Linked DNA regions of Homo sapiens: region 2 is linked to region 1. A link is an interaction called in ENCODE POLR2A ChIA-PET data of the cell type or tissue named here. Cell type or tissue: GM12878. All regions are shown on one strand.

Region 1 (8,000 bases):
GTGCAGAGAGGCCATGGGACATGCTTCTCACCAATGAACTTGTAAGCAGAAATCAGTGCATGGAGCTTCTGGGGAAGCTTGTGAAAGAGGGAGACTTTGCTTTTTGTCCCTCTTCTTCCTTCTTGGATGGCATATGTAAGACAAAGTGGAGCCACAGGAGAATGGAATCCACAAGGAAAGGCTGACAGAAGGAACTGCAGCCTGATGATGGCATGGACCCAGCGTCATCCTCAGATGGCCAGATTGCTTGCAAAGTGGTATAAAAGCTGCTGGAATCAGGTTTCTGTGACACACAGCAGAGTGCAATCCTATGTAATATACAGCCCTGCTCCTGGACTTTTTCTTTCCATAAGCCTTTTTGCTTATACTGGTTTGGGTTGGGTTTTCTATCCCTTTCAACAGAAGAAATCCATTTCTGACTCGGAGGAGACATCCTGTTTACTCAACAGGTAAATGTCTCACATCTATGAGACAAGGTGAACGATAATTGTCCCTTTAAGAGAAAGAAGATGATATTCCTTACGTGTGGCTGCAGGGGAACATTAAAGCAGGAGGTGGAGAGAGAAAAGGAATGTAATGGGGTGAAGAGGAGCCTTACGGAGAGCAGAAAGTTTCTTCTGGCTTCAGAACCGAGCTGATGCAGTGTCTGGGGCTGCTGTCTGGGTCACAAAAATAATTTGGATGACTCTGTGGCCAAACTATGTAGGGGAAGCTCCTCCAACTTTTAGCAAACTGTAGTTGGCCCTTACTCTTTTGAGGCATGTGAAGAACTACATTCTTCAAGGGGCTGGGCCTCTTCAAGACTTTTTCTCTTTCCTGGAGAGGGCCAGGGAGGTGAGTGGGGGAAAGACTAAGCATCAATGTGAGCATGAGAAAATTCTGGAATCAGTAAGATCTCAGTTTTTTTGTTTTTTTGAGACAGAGTCTTGCTCTATCACCCAGGCTGGAATGCAGTGGCACAACCATAGCTCACTATAACTTTGAACTCCTGGGCTTAAGTGATCGTCCCGCCTCAGCCTCCCAAGTAGGTGGGCCTACAGGCACATGTCACCACGCTCAGCTAGTTTTTAAATTTTTTGTAGAGACAGGGTCTCACTATCTTGCCAGGGCTGGTTTTGAACTCCTGGTCACAAGCCATCCTCCTGTCTTGGCCTCCCAAAGTGCTGAGATTACGGGCATGAACCAGTGTCTGGTCAAAATGGAGTTTTTTGTTTTGTTTTTGAGACAGGGGTCTCGTTCTGTTGCCCAGGCTGAAGTGCAGTGGCACGAACATGGCTCACTGCAGCCTCAACCTCCCAGGGTCAAGTGATTCTTCTACCTCAGCACCCCCTAGTGGCTGGGACTATAGGTGTGCACCACCATGCCAGTTAATTTTTAAATTTTTTTAATAGAGCCTGTTGCCCAGGCTGGTCTCTAACTCCTGGGCTCAAGCAATCCTCCTGCCTTGGCCTCCCAAAGTGCTGGGATTATAGGCGTGAACCACTACACCCAGCCTGAAATGGAGTTTTCTATGAATTATTAATTAGATCCCTTTTAATACTCTTAGAGATATAAAAATGAAGATTGTAGCACTTTTAAATGATTTGTAACTGTAACACTTTGTTTTCTTCAATGTGGCTCTTCACAGACTGGGCCATGTGAAGCTTTGGGATTTCCCAGGGTCATGTTCTTTACAGAGGCAGGAGGTCAGCTCTACTGGTTCCCTCACACTGTTTCAACTTCCCTGCCCTCTAAACAGGCTGCACAGCATCCTCCAGCCCCAACTATCCTCTCAGAAGAGTTGTCGGAATAAGGACAAAAACAACACCCTCTGTCTCTAGGTCCTTCTGGAATGTCTTCTAAGATACAAAGTCTCCTCTCAGGCCCGTTAGCTCATCCCACCCTCCCTCCACCTCTGTCTGGATTAAAAGCCTTCTGTGCTGGAGGACAAGGAGAATCCTGAAGAGCCAACTAGCTGAACTGCTAGAGTTGCTCCAGTGATTCTCCAAAGTGCCTCTTATCCTGAGACTTTCCTGTTGTCCAGGAGACCCAATGGATGTTTCCCCCAGCCCCTTTGCCTAGGGAAAAGTAAGTGATAGCAGGCAGGAAGGCCTTGCTGCTGTAGTGCCACTGTGCACAACCTAGAAAGCTGCAGCAAAGAGAGACTTGAAGGTTGCTTGGGCAGCTCCCAGAGATGGCACTGCTTTTCAGGGAAGTTGTGTCTCAGGTAGTGACTATTTGGGCCAGTGCTACGCAGGTGGTAGAAAGAATTTACCAAGACAGTTGTAGGTCAGCAAAGCAGATTTGTTAGAGGAAGTATGAAAGTATGTTGCAAGGGTGCAATGGGTAAGTCAGCAAGAGAGTAGCTGACTGCAAGGAGTCAAAGGCTTGCTGGGGATTTTTTAGGATGGTGCTTGTGCTGTGTGCTGAAGAGGGCTTTGTACAGTACAGATAATGCCAAGGTTGCAGTGAGCTAATGTACATTATTCTATCAGCCGAGGTGTCTGGTGATAGTTGGGCACAGGAAGATTGTGAGTTATTTGCACAGGAGGGCTATGTGTCCTGGACCATGAAGAAAGGCAGATGTATAGCTTATCTACTTTTTCTTTTTTCTTTCCCCTGCTCCCACCAGCCTGACTCCTTTTCCCTAATTAGGACTCCACAGGTTGTGGTCCCCACTACCTAGGGTCATAACCTTTGCAGGTTTTGAAGCTCCGTCTGATCAGTTTGCAGTGTTGGGGGATTGCTGCACAGAGAAAGACAGATGCTCCTGGAAAATACCAACATGTCCCATCCCCCTCATCTGGAGGATGAGCTTTTGCACTAGCAGAAAGTTTGTTTCTACACCTAAAGCCATATTATTCCCTATGCCAAGGTGTTGAATTAGACATCAAGAGGTTGATGAAGGAGTACAGAATTGGAGCAAAGGGTGATCTGAAGGGATGTGACATCTAAGTGGTGTGATGAAGTGTTCCTGCTCCCATAGTAAAGTCTGTCCTCACACAGTGGGAGGCAGTAGTTCTTAGCATAGAGGCTAAAGTGTAGTCTCTGCCGTGCATTGTATGCATTCAAATTCTGATCTATTCTGAGTAACAATGTGGCTCTGGGCAAGCTACCTTTCTAGGTTGCAGTTTCATCTGTAAAATGACAAAAAAGAAAGTATCAGAACAAGTTGGTACTAGGCCCAGTCCTGCTATAAGTTGCTGGTCACGTCAAGTAAATCTCTCAGCCTCTCTGGATCCATGCTTCCTCCTCTGAAAAATGAAAAGGGTTGAATCAAGGGTAGACTCTTCTACTACAACAATCTCTGAAACTGTGGAGGGAAAGTCTGAGCCACTCCCCACTAAGAAGCTGTTACTGCTTGGATGCCTGAGTTTTCAATGCCTCAGTAAACTATACCACCTCTGGGGAACTCCCAGCCCAAGGGGGAAGACTGCTGAATGACAGAGCGCTTTTCATGATACTTGGCTAGGGCTGTGCTAACTTAAACAATGAGCACAGTTCTCAGTCCTGAAGGTAACAAGAACACCCTTGCCAATCTCCAGAGAGGAAAACCTCTGTAAGCTCATATATGTGGGCAGGACTTCCACAGAATTCTGGAATGTCAAAGCTGGAAAAGCTCTCAGGGAGTTTCTAGTTCAGGGGTTTTAAGTCACATTCTGTACTTCTGCAGTTCCACAAACTATTAATATTCACCTTATTTTGTATACCAGAGACTGCATTTAAAACTGTGGCTGCAAAACAACAAAGACACCTAAATCAGTCATCTGTCAAATGTGAACACATCAGAGACCAAAATTCATTTATACATTGTGGCAGATTTTGCTAGTGGTCCCCTTTCCCTTTGTTGTAGAAACTACACTTGAGTGGGGCCATAGTGCCCTGATTAAACTACATCTCCCAGCCTTCCTTGCAGATAGGTAAGGCAGTGCAGTTAAGCTTTAGTCAGTGGGTTGTAAGCAAAGGTTGTGAGTGTGACTTATGGGAGTTTTCTTCAAGTGAATGGGAATGCTCTTCTCATTCCTCTTCTAGCTAGCTCTAATGTGGACATGATGGCAGAACTCAATCAGTCATCTTGGACTTTGAATTGATAGAGAGAAGGAGGCTTGGTCCTGATGATCACTGAGTTACCTTGCTGACTCACTTCCCTACAGTGAGTGCCCTGGACTGCTCACCTCCAGATTTCATTTACATAAAAGAGACATACAATTCTGTCTTATTGAGGCCACTTCTATTTGGGGTTTTCTGCCTTTTGCAGCTAAATCTAATGGACACATTTGTGTTCTCAGTAATTGACTTTATAATGCATTCATAATATAAATATAAAAATAGCTTACTGAATAACCCTAAGGAAAACCACTCAGGTCAAGGAAACCACTCAGGTCAAAAAATAACATTTTGCAGCCACCCCAGAAGCTCTCTGTGTGCCCTGTCCCAATCACAACTACCTCCTTGCTTCTAAAAGCAACCTCTGTCCCAATTTGTATAGTAAACATATCCTGTTATACAGTAATGACATAACATTTCCTTAAAAACATTTTGGTCAGAGACTACTTTTATCTGTTTTATTTGAGATGCTCCTTAAGACTTTGCTTGACAGAAGGCTTCTTCTAATAAAAAAGTTGGCCAATAACTGAAATAGTCTGACCCCTTCATTTTACAGAGGAAGAACATGAAGTCAGAGAGGGGAAAGAACTTCCTTATTTTAAAACTGACAAATAAAAATTGTATGTATTTATGGTGTACAACATGATGTTTTGATGTATGTATATATGCAAAAGGATTTTCTAATGTCAACCAGCAAATTAGAGGTAGAGTGGACTAGAACTCATGTTCTCTCTGACTTTTTAACATTTTAACATTTTATTTTCCAATCCATTTCAGGGGAAGCAATCCTAGATACAAGGTACCAGCCTTGTGCAATGGCTCAAGGATGGGAAAGACTTGCAAATACAGTCTCTAGTACAGGACATTTTATCTTCAACAAACACAAAACCTGCCTCTTTCCACCCAAATCTCAGGGGAAGGATGCTACCAAGGATTCTGACAATGGTTCTTCCCAGATGGCTTTGCATTTTAACACAAACACATCAGCAAAGATGGAGTCAGACACAGAGTGACACAGTGGGGATGCCGATTGGATGAAGTGATCTTTGTAGGCCTCCTCAGAACCCTGCACCAGGGCATCTCCCCCATAGCTACTGTGTGCCCTGAGCCTGACACACAGAGGCCCTTGGAGATCACTGTGGCCAAGGGTGATGCTGAGTCTCGAGATCAGAGGTGTGAAATGCAGAGATGCAGGCGAGCCCCAGCTCTCTTTGCCATCTTTGCTAGACTGTTCTGACCAGCATGCGGCTGCACCTAACTCAATTTCTGGAGAATCCTTCATGCTCATGAAAGTCAATTATTTATTTATTTTTAAGACAGAGTCTCACTCTACTGCCCAGACTGGAGTGCAGTGACACAATCTCAGCTCACTGCAGCCTCCACCTCCCAGGTTCAAGCGATTCCCCCACCTCAGCCTCTAAGTAGCTGGGACTATAGGTGCCAGCCACCATGCCTGGCTAATTTTTTTGTATTTTTAGTAGAGATGGGGTTTGGCCATATTGGCTAGGCTGGTCTCAAACTCCTGTCCTCAAGTGATCCATCCCCCTCGGCCTCCCAAAGTGCTGGGATTACAGGTGTGAGCCACCACGCCTGGCCAAAAATCAATTATTTTATATTATGACAGATGCCCGTCATGCTTTTGTGTAGGACATGGCAGTGTCCAAGATAGCTCACTGGCCAGATTCCATAGCCTTCTTTGTCTCAGATTCTTGGAAGTTTTTGGGTCAGGCCTATTGGCTTCTCCCTTTTCCTATAGGTTAGAATTAGCAGACAACATTAGCAAAGATGTGACTGTGTGTTCTGTGGGGGAGAAAAAGGTGTTCCAAGGACTAAAAACTTGGGAAACAAGTTCATACTTTATCTCCTTTTTGAAAAGTCTCAATTACAGTATTAGTACCTTGAAGGATCTGCAAATTTCTACAGTAAATTATTTTGCTTGATTTTGATGGGCCTGGCATTTTTCAAACTTTTTTGGCTTTGAGACCTCATGTTTCACTAATAGCATTCTGCACGAAACAGTTTGGCAAATGATACTAGCCGCCTCTTTGATGGATAAAGGATGTATTAATACACATAGGATAGACAACATGGCTGGAAAATCACCTTTCTGGCCCAGGTAGCCATCCCTCTGGAAAAGTACTGCATTATCTCTGACTCTGTAAAAATCCATTTCTAATAGCCCCAAGAAGCCACTGCAGAAATGATCTAAACCAGTCTGGGATGGGTTCCCCAGGGATAGCTGGCTGGGCCCTACAGCCTGGCACCAGACTTATTGTACCAAGAGCCCTGGCCAGCCGGCAGCCACCCAGTGTGTGTCTTGACTTGTTTTTCCTTCCTTTCTCTCCTCCTTTTAGAAGACAGCTGAATGGTTCCAGTCTTTCAGTCCTGCTCCTGGCCAACACTGGACCTCTCAAAGTCTAGCCAACTCCTCTTCCAGCGCCTTGATAAACAACCCCCTCATGCTGGGAACCACAGCAGTGGGCTGTTTTTCTCCCTCATGCACCCCAGGAAGCCTCTCCTCTTTGCCTGGGCTTTCTTCCCAAGGCCTTAGCTGCCAACCCATTTTACACCCATGCGAAGCCCAGTCAGTCACCTGAAGAAAAGGAGACTCACAGAAGGCCCAAGATGAAAGACTCTTTAATCCTGTGGCTTTTTGAGTTTTGTTTTTAGCAGGAAGACCTTATTTTCAAAACAAATTGTTACACAGAATTTGCCAGTTTACAGAACAGATGAATAAAGACATTTATGGCAGACTTGTTTATTGTAGCACAACACTGGAAAGACACGAAAAGTCCATCAGTAAGGAACAGATTTAATAAGATGATGGTGAAGTCATACAATGGAATACTATTCTGCTGTCTAAAAGCGTGAGGCACCTCCCAACAATAATAGCACAAGTTCTGAGAAAATCTTTACTTTATATGGACAGTATTTGGTTAACAGTTCCATTTTAGGGCAAAGACCAAGATTACTACTTGTTTTGTTAAAATGTGCCACCTCCTATTCAAACTTGTCCAATGTTTATTTGGAACTTAAATATGGTGACCAAATATCCCAGTTTGCTTAGAACTGAAGGGTTTCCTGGGATATAGGACTTTAAGTGCTAAAACGGAAAATTCCAGGCAAAGGAATGAGTTGGTCACCCTATACTTAACAGAAGTCAACATGTTATTTTAGAAAGAATAGGTAGATTATTATTACTAATTTTAGCCCATGTTAATAAGCCAATATATTCACAAATAAAACAACCAGTATTTGTACTTTACTTATTTATTTTTATTTAATTTTTTTGAAACAGAGTCACACTCTGTTGCCCAGGCTGGAGTGCAATGGTGGGATCTCGGCTTACTGCAACCTCCGCCTCCCAGGTTCAAGCGATTCTCCTGCCTCAGCCTCCCGAGTAGCTGGGATTACAGGCATGTGCCACCAGGCCCAGCTAATTTTTATATCTTTAGTAGAGATGGGGTTTCACCATGTTGGTCAGGCTGGTCTCGAACTCCTGACCTCATGATCTGCCCACCTCGGCCTCCCAAAGTGCTGGGATTACAGGCATGAGCTACCACACCCGGCCAGTATTTGTACTTTAAATACGAGGGCAAAACCATATGAACTGATACGAAACATGAAACTATCTCAAGGTGCAGTAAAAAGTGGGGGAAAAGGCAAGTACAGAACAGTGAACTGAGTGTGCTCTCATTTTTTTAAGTTCTTTACTCTCTCTTTCCCCCACCCCCAAAGGTCAGAGCAGGGGGGGATTTGTCCACATAATAAAATGAAGTTTGTGACTTGTCTACTCCATCATAAGAAAATAGCTGGGCTGATTTTCACCAAACTTGGAGGATATACTTGGGGTGGTCTGACTTAAATACAGATTGTTTGGCATATGAAAATTGATCCTAGTAACCCTTCCTCCT
Region 2 (8,000 bases), 410 kb before region 1:
CACAATTACTGGGTTCTCCCTTCCCCAGAGCCCAGAGATACTCTGGGCACCATGGGCCCCTGCTGGGGGTGGGGGAGGGGTGGCGCTGCGCAGTTGATTCAAGACTGTTTTTTCTTTTACCTCTTTAGTGCCTCTTTCAGCCATACGAAGTTAAAACCAGGTACTGTGAGTGCCCACGTTTTTTGGTTCTTATGAAGGTGTACATAATTGTTAAATTGGTGTCCTTGCAGCAGGGGTTGGGGGACAGGACAGATCAGTGGAGCTTTCTACCATCTTGCTCTACCTCCTCCCTATTTTACATTTTGATAACCACCATTCAGTGGCCTCCCTTGGGCCCTACAATGCAGTGAGGAGCTTTGATGCACAAATGTTTGCATCCTGGATCCATCCTTCACTACGTGTTTGATCTTTAACAAGTTATTTAATGTCTCTGAGTCTGTTTCCTTATCTGAAAATGGAGACAATGACAGTGTAAACATCACAGGTCATTGTAAGGATTAAATGAGATGATCTCATGTAAAATCCTTAGTAAGCACTCAATGAAGGAAAGGAGGAAGGGTTTTCTATGTTCCTTGACTCACTAGCAAGTTCCAGAAGTTAAATAAATAGTAAGTTAAATGGGGGGAAGAAAGTCGTGTGTATGCATATGTGTGTACTAAAAAAATCAGTTCCAAACCACTTAAGAAATTTTAATATCACCACCACTCAGACATAAAGCTAACATGTAGTAGTCTTTAGTGTTGCCAATGATTACTAATGAGTCTCCCTAGCTTAGTTTTGTTGGTTATATCAATGTTGCTAAATTTAGTTTTTCTTTCCAAGGTTTAACTTCAGCCAGATTTGTCTGAGTAATAAAATTAACCCTATCCTCTTACACAGTAGGGGCTTATCTTTAGAGAATGAGTGTAAACTTTTCTTAATAACAGAGAAGATAACTTTAAACTTCAAGGATGGGTGCGGTGATTGATAGTGGAGCAGGGTGGGAGAGAAATGTTTCCAGAGAGGATGATCACATTGCCAACACTCAGGATGGATCATTGGAAGTCCTTTGGGTTTGCTGATGAAACAGAGAGCTCAGGGTGGAAATGACAACCCATTCTCTGGCAAAGTGGACTGTGGACCCCTGCACGAGCTATGAGTGTCCTGTTGCCCAACAGGGACTCTGTAGGCTATGGGATCTGGGTGTGGACCACCAGCCTTTCCTCCATCTGAGTGGACTTGTGCTGGTGAAGTATCTTCTGGAAGTCCAGCAGATAGAAAGTAACATACAGAAAGAGCAGACCGGGACGTGGGAATTGGGGGGCACAGGGAAGACGAAGGATGAAAATAAGCAGGACAGGGCTTTTTCAAATGTTCTCTTAACACCGAGGCTGAAACAGGCATAGCTCATTCCCGTAAACCACGGAGAGTTTGATGAGAAACTCTCCTCTCCCCACCTTTTGGGACTATAGATCTTCAACATCTATTTATTTATCTAGGTGCGTTTTCTCAATTTTAGTAATTCTGAGGGGAGGGGAGAGAGCAGTCACCACCAGAAGGATGGAGGTGATGTCTCAGGTTGGCTTGCCTCTGGCTGCCAGCCAAGATCAGACACAAGCATAGGTGCTGTAATGTCCAGGCAGCAGGACAGAATGGAAGAAGGTTCAGGCTCAGTCGTAGAAGATTCAGGTTCTACTCAAAGCCCAGCTCAAATGATACCACCTGTGGAAAGTCTTCTTTGGTGCTCTAGAGCAGGTAGTGTCCTTTGCCCTTAGATGGACATTAGATGGTATTTACTTAGTTGATTACCTGTTAACTCTTCCCCAATGGACAGCAGACTGGCTGCTTGAGAGCAGGGATTCTTTTCTCATTAATCAGTGTATCCTCTTTAGAATGATTTATCAGTTATCTTTTGCTGCATAAAACTTCCCACTCTTTATGTATTAAAATTACAAACATCTTTATTATTTATCACAGTTCTGTGGATTATCTGTACAATTCTTATGGTCTGTGTCAGCCTGACTGGGGTTGGATATAGTCTAGGATGGCTTTACTCGTGTCTGGAAGTTGGTAGGCTGGTTGATCTGCGGACAGGGCTCAACTGGGATGATTCATTTATGTTCCACATGGTCTCTGATCCTCCGGTAGGCTAGCCCAGGATGCTTTACTTGGTGGTCTCAACTCCATAGAGCAGCAAGTGATGTAAGTCCTGATGCATAGGTTATTACCAAACCTCTGACTGCATCACATTTACTAATGTCCCATTGGCCAAAGCAAGTTACAAGGCCAAGATCAAATTTAAAGGGGAGAGGCTGGGCGTGGTGGCTCACACTTGTAATCTCAGCACTTTGGGAGGCCGAGGCAAGTGGATCACCTGAGGTCAGGAGTTTGAGACCAGCCTGGCCAACATGGTAAAACCCCATCTCTACGAAAAACAAAAATTAGCCAGGCATAGTGGCAGGCACTTGTAATCCTAGCTACTTGGGAGGCTGAGGCAGAAGAATCGCTTGAACCCAGGAGGTGGAGGTTGCAGTGAGCCGAGATTGTGCCATTGCACTCCAGCCTGGGCAACAGAGCGAGACTTCATCTCAAAAAAACAAAACACAAAACAAAACCGACAAACAAGCAAAAAAATTTAAGGGATACAGATACAGACTTCATCTTTTCATAGGAGCAGGTGCAAAGTCACATTATCACGAGGAATTTATGGTCATTTTTGCAATATTCTACAAAATCTTGTTTGGCACACAGTAGGTAATCAAGAATGCATGTTGCAAGAATTAAGAGGTAAAGTCTATTCAAATAATATTCATGTTCACTCCTCATCCCTCCCCATTGGCACATCTACTTCCATGCCTCCTATTCATTGTTGGGATCTTTGAGTTGGGAGAAAATGTTATCTAATCGTTTGAAATGTTTGTTGCCCCTCATTTAATATGCATGGCTCCTTTCTATCTGAGAGTTTTCACACTGGTCATCTTGGCCCTACCCATCTCAACACTGGAGCCGTGCACAACTTTCTGGCTTGTGGATTATGTGCCCACCCTTAATGTTTGCTTTTTGAACAGACCCAGAAAAGGGAAAACCGGTTGTCTGCCAAAGTGTGGACAGTCTTAGCTGGCTGCATCTCCTTTGGCCAGTTGCTGCCACTTGGGGCCCTCTGGTGGCTGCTTCTTGCATAGCTCCACGCTAGGTATGAAATTCATTGTGTGAATTATCATAAGCTTGGATAGAGTCCAGAGCCTTCCAAGGGAAAGCTCACAATGTAGTGGAATGCCAGAGGTATGAAAAGAAGAAGTAATAAACAAAACAAAAATGTAAAAAATTACCATTTAGAGCTTGTAGCTTTCTTGTTTCACCATGACTTGGCCCAGAGAAAAGGCAAAGCAGTGACATAAAGATAATGCATATAAAAGAGATCTGGCCAGGCGAGGTGGCTCACGCCTGTGATCCCAGCATTTTGGGAGGCCGGGGTGGGTGGATCACCTGAGGTCGGGAGTTCAAGACCAGCCTGACCAACATGGAGAAACCCCGTCTCTACTAAAAATACAAAATTAGCCAGGCGTGCTGGACTATGCCTCTAATCCCAACTACTCGGGAGGCTGAGGCAGGAGAATCGCTTGAACCCAGGAGGCCGAAGTTGTGGTGAGCTGAGATCGCATCATTGTACTCCAGTCTGGGCAACAAGACAGAAACTCCGTCTCAAAAAAAAAAAAAAAAAAAAAAAGAGATCCATATAATTAAAAGTCGGGTGCTGGTAGGCAAGGAGCAGTGCCAGGCTCACCGAACAAAAGTGGTGGAGTTGGAAAAGGGGTGAGAGTCTTCTGACTTGAGCAGCTCGTCCAGGGCCTGGTAGGTCCCCACCACAAAGCCCACGAAGCCCAGGATGCTGATCAGGGCGTCCTTGAAGATGGTGAGGGGGCTCATGCCCTCTGAGTAGAACGTGGTGACCTCCAGGAGCGGTGGGATGATGAGGGCCAGGGCGGTGCCACTCACGGAGCCCACCAGGGAGATGACCAGGTCCAGGCGGGGGATGAGGATGGCCAGGAGGCCTGCAGGGAGAGGATAGTGGAGAGATGGAGCATTCCAGGCTTAGCCAAGCTTTGAAAGTTTGTTCTTAAAGTCCTCTTCTTGGCCAGGCACAGTGGCTCACACTTGTAATCCCAGCACTTTGGGAGGCCTAGATGGGTGGATCACTGAAGGTTGGGAGTTCAAGACCAGCCTGTCCAACATAGTGAAATCCCATCTCTACTAAAAATACAAAAATCAGCCGGGTGTGGTAGTGGGTGCCTATAATCTCAGCTACTCAGGAGGCTGAGGCAGGAGAATCACTTGAACCTGGGAGGTGGAGGTTGCAGTGAGCCAAGATCACGCCACTGCACTCCAGCCTGGGTGACAAAGTGAGGTCCTATCTCATTAAAAAAAAAAAAAAAATCCTCTTCTTAAAAAATGAACTAATTGTTTCTCAGAAATTCAATTACAGAAAGAAAAGTTAAAAGTCCTCCAATATCCCTAATCATATTCCCTAGAAGTTACATATTAAAAATTCAGCCAGGCATAGTGGCACATTTCTGTAGCCCCAGCTATTCGGGAGGCTGAGGCAGGAGGATCCAGGAGTTCAAGGACACCCTGGGTAACATAGTGAGACCCCATCTCAAAACAACAATAACAAAATTTGGTGAGTCTCTGTCTAATTGTATTCATTCATATTGTTCATTCATATTGTTGGGAGGAAATGTATTCATTCAAAAACTTTTCCCCTACCAACTTAGGGTCAGTGGTTGGGTGCTTGTGAATTCAACTGACAATAGGTAAGATTAACAAGAGAAAAGACAAAGTGTATATATAAGCTCCAGAGCCTTGAGAAGAATTGGCTTCCAGAACAGCCAAAGATACCCCCTTAATAAGGGGAAAAGGAGGGAGGAGAAAGGGCTTTTATGGAAGAACAAATGGAAGATATGACAGTTTCAGATAAAATTTGTTAAACAGTTAGTAATTCCCATGATAATGCTAAGTCTCTTTTCTGGCTCTAAACTTCCCAGAGAAGGGATTTATGGCAGCTATATTTGTCAGGAGGTCCCGCTTACATCAGCAAAAGAAGATTAGACAAAGTTTCTTTCTGCAGCTTCTTTTTGTTCAGGCATTTTTAGCTTAAAATAATCTTTATGCTACCGAGGTGCATTTTGGATCCTTACATATCCAACAAAACTTAAGCTCTTACTTAATAAATAACACTAAATAACAGTGCTGGGAACCATTCAAGCTGTTTGGAATATATCAATGTACAAACTGTCAATGTTTGTACTATCAAAATTTGTATCAATGTACAAATTTTTTAGAAGTCTTCTAAAATGCCTAGCATTTTAATAAATAAAAAATAATATAAATAATATAAATAAATAATACAAATTTATTATTTATTTTATATATAAATAAAATATATTTTATATATTTTATCTATAATAAAAATAAATAATAAATAAAAATATAATAATTATTTATAAATATTTATTTATAAAATATATTTTTATATATAATAAATATTTTATATATATAAAAATATAATAAATATAAATAATATAAATAAATAAATTATTTTTTAAAATGCCTAGAATTTTAATAAATAATTAACATGAGTATAAGAACCTTTTACTTGCAAACAATTAGAATATGAAATTATTTATAATACAAAGAGATCTTCAGTTGGAAGAAAATCCGGGAGGTGTCTTTAAAGAAGTGTCTTCTCCAGGTTTTATACACATGTCAGAAAACCCCTAACAAAGAAACACGAAAAGCTAAAAATTTTGAAATTATATTTTTTTAGCAGGACGTTTTACAGACCTGGGCTTTTACATTTTTTATTATATTTGATGAAAAATGTTCCTGGTCACCAATAAATCCCAGGAGCCTTGAGCAGGCCTCCTTTGGAGGAGTGTGGTAGAACAGAACAGGTCTGGAAGGCAGGAGTCTGGTTCATTCTTGTATGGCCTTGCCCAAGTCCCACCCCTTCCTCAGCTTGTTTCCTCAGCTGCAAAATGGAGATGAAGGCTACTATCCTTTTAGGTATTGTGATTCATTCTGCATAGGACATAAAAGTCTTCAATGAGATTTTTCATGTAAAGCATTCAGAAAAGTTATCTTTGCTATTACTCCAAGTTATTTACTCATACATGCTAATTGACAATGCATGAAGAAGTGTAGTGTAGGCTTAAGGGATTGTTATCTTTATACTGTGGGGCAAATTCCTTGATCTGTCTGGAATATGTAAGATACTGGATAGTTCCTGCATTCAAGGTCAAATTGAGAACTAATCACTTCAAAAAAAGAAAATCAGTGTCGAATGAATGCTGTGGGCTGGCCTAGAAAAGTGAAAATCAACAGCCACTTCAGCCAGTCTCAGGGGATCCAGCAGCTGCTGCAGGCCAAGATGCAGCCACTGAGAAGGTGTCCAAGTGTGAGCAAAAACATAGAGGCTGAAGCAGGCCAAGGAAGCAGCTGAGGCTTCAACTGCTGAACTGAAACTGAACAGCACTGCCTGCAGAGGGAGAAAGAGTTCAAGACCAAGGAAGCTGCAGCCCTGGAATCTCACAGCAGCCTTGGCACTGAAGTGGCACAGGAGGGTCAGAAGAAGAGGACCAGCCTCCAGAACTACTTCCAGCAGAATGGGGGTGAAGGCTTGGCTAGTCTCTTGGCTTTTGTCTGTGACACCTGGACAGAAATCCATGAAAACTGCTGCATAAATGAAGAAGAGTGGGAGAAAGAAGCGCCTGTACCACAGATTGGCATTTTAGATGCCCTCGAGGAATATGCAGCTTGAGATATATTCTTATGAAAAGGCATTAAATGATTTCTGTATATTATATAGCAGGTCCCTTCACATCTCAGAGAATATAAAATCTAGCTTCTTTGTACAGACTTAGAACTTATCTATAGATTTTCTTTTTACATCGTATTTCGTAGAAATTTAATGGGTATATGTCATGTTTTCCCATGCCTATTAGCTGAAGTAACATATGTATCAGTGTATCAATGTTGACTTTTTCTTTCTTTTTTCTAGTAAAAAAAAGTTCTTTGAAGAAGAAAGAGATTAATATTTTTTTTTTCCCTGTAGTGCTTTCTTGAATGTCAGGATTCTAACCATGAAAAAGTAGTAAATGGTTATTTGTAATCTGTGTGAAGCAGCAGCCACCCTTAAATTAGTCCATTCCTGCTAATGGTTAGAATAATGAATACTAGCATAACTGTTTGGGCTGCTTTTAGTTTCTCTGAATCAAAATTACTAGATGGTAGAATTCAAAAACTCGTTACATGTTATTACTCGGTGTACTGATAATTATCTAAAAGTAACACTTTGTTATGCAAAAAAAAAAGAATTTCCTAAATTTCCATGGACAGATGAATGGATAAAGAAAATGTGGTTTCTACGTACAGTGGAATACAATTTGGCCTTAAAAAGAAGACACTTTTGCAATTACAATCAAAAGGCATCTTAGGGACAGCTGGGCCACCTCTACTCTACACAGGAATCTCTAGCCATCTCCTTCGGCCTCTGGTGGAATACTTGCAGAAAGGGGTACTCCGGGTCATGGGGGCTGCTGTGAGCCAGGGAGTGGGAATGACCTCAGCCAATAGGCAAGCACAGGACCGTCCAGGGGTCAAGGAGCCCCAGCTGATTGTTGCCGATGGGGAATGTGATCCCAGCCTTGCCCAATCATTTTATAGTAGCCCCACCAAAAAATTTTAAAAATCTGCATTTGTATGGAGATTGCCCACATTTTAAATGTTGGCCCACTTTATACAACATTGTGAGGTTCAAACAACACCTGTTGCCAAATTAGAGTCCCATTTTCAATGTCTGCCCTGGAGGTGAAGGGCACTGGCTCTAGACTTACATGACTTGAATTCAAATCCTACCTCTGACACTTTCTGGCCAATTATTAATCACTCACTGCCTCAGTTTTCTCTTTCATAAAGTAGGGTTTATCATAGTTCTACCTCATGATAATTGTTGTGAGGACTGA

The links. ChIA-PET counts read pairs that join two places held together with the same protein. Peaks named below come from ENCODE experiments on the same cell type or tissue, not always from the same donor. Only the 100,000 strongest peaks of a DNase experiment are listed, where the experiment ranks them.
Region 2: POLR2A ChIA-PET joins it to region 1 with 9 read pairs; 1 of 35 experiments calls an interaction of 5 or more read pairs at or near these places.

What each region holds. Positions count from the first base shown.
Region 1 is chr5:151,718,125-151,726,124 of GRCh38, forward strand. No RefSeq gene overlaps it. Among named protein-coding and RNA genes, the nearest start is that of ATOX1-AS1, 31 kb to the right of the region's middle. RefSeq lists silencers at 1-150, 1,144-1,438, 2,370-2,479, 3,310-3,510, 3,970-4,170 and enhancers at 2,722-2,901, 2,972-3,231, 3,492-3,561, 3,582-3,631. In GM12878, CTCF peaks have their summits at 1,335 (motif pointing left) and 2,971; DNase peaks (open chromatin) are centred at 3,287 and 3,999; H3K4me3 peaks cover 1,263 bases; H3K27ac peaks cover 4,624 bases.
Region 2 is chr5:151,313,058-151,321,057 of GRCh38, forward strand. SLC36A2 (solute carrier family 36 member 2) reads right to left here. Exons shown (of 10, transcript NM_181776.3): 10 at 1,915-4,031. The coding sequence ends at 3,760. It also overlaps the pseudogene ATP6V1G1P5. Among named protein-coding and RNA genes, the nearest start is that of SLC36A3, 13 kb to the left of the region's middle. In GM12878, CTCF peaks have their summits at 3,133 (motif pointing left) and 6,509 (motif pointing right); DNase peaks (open chromatin) are centred at 3,159 and 6,437.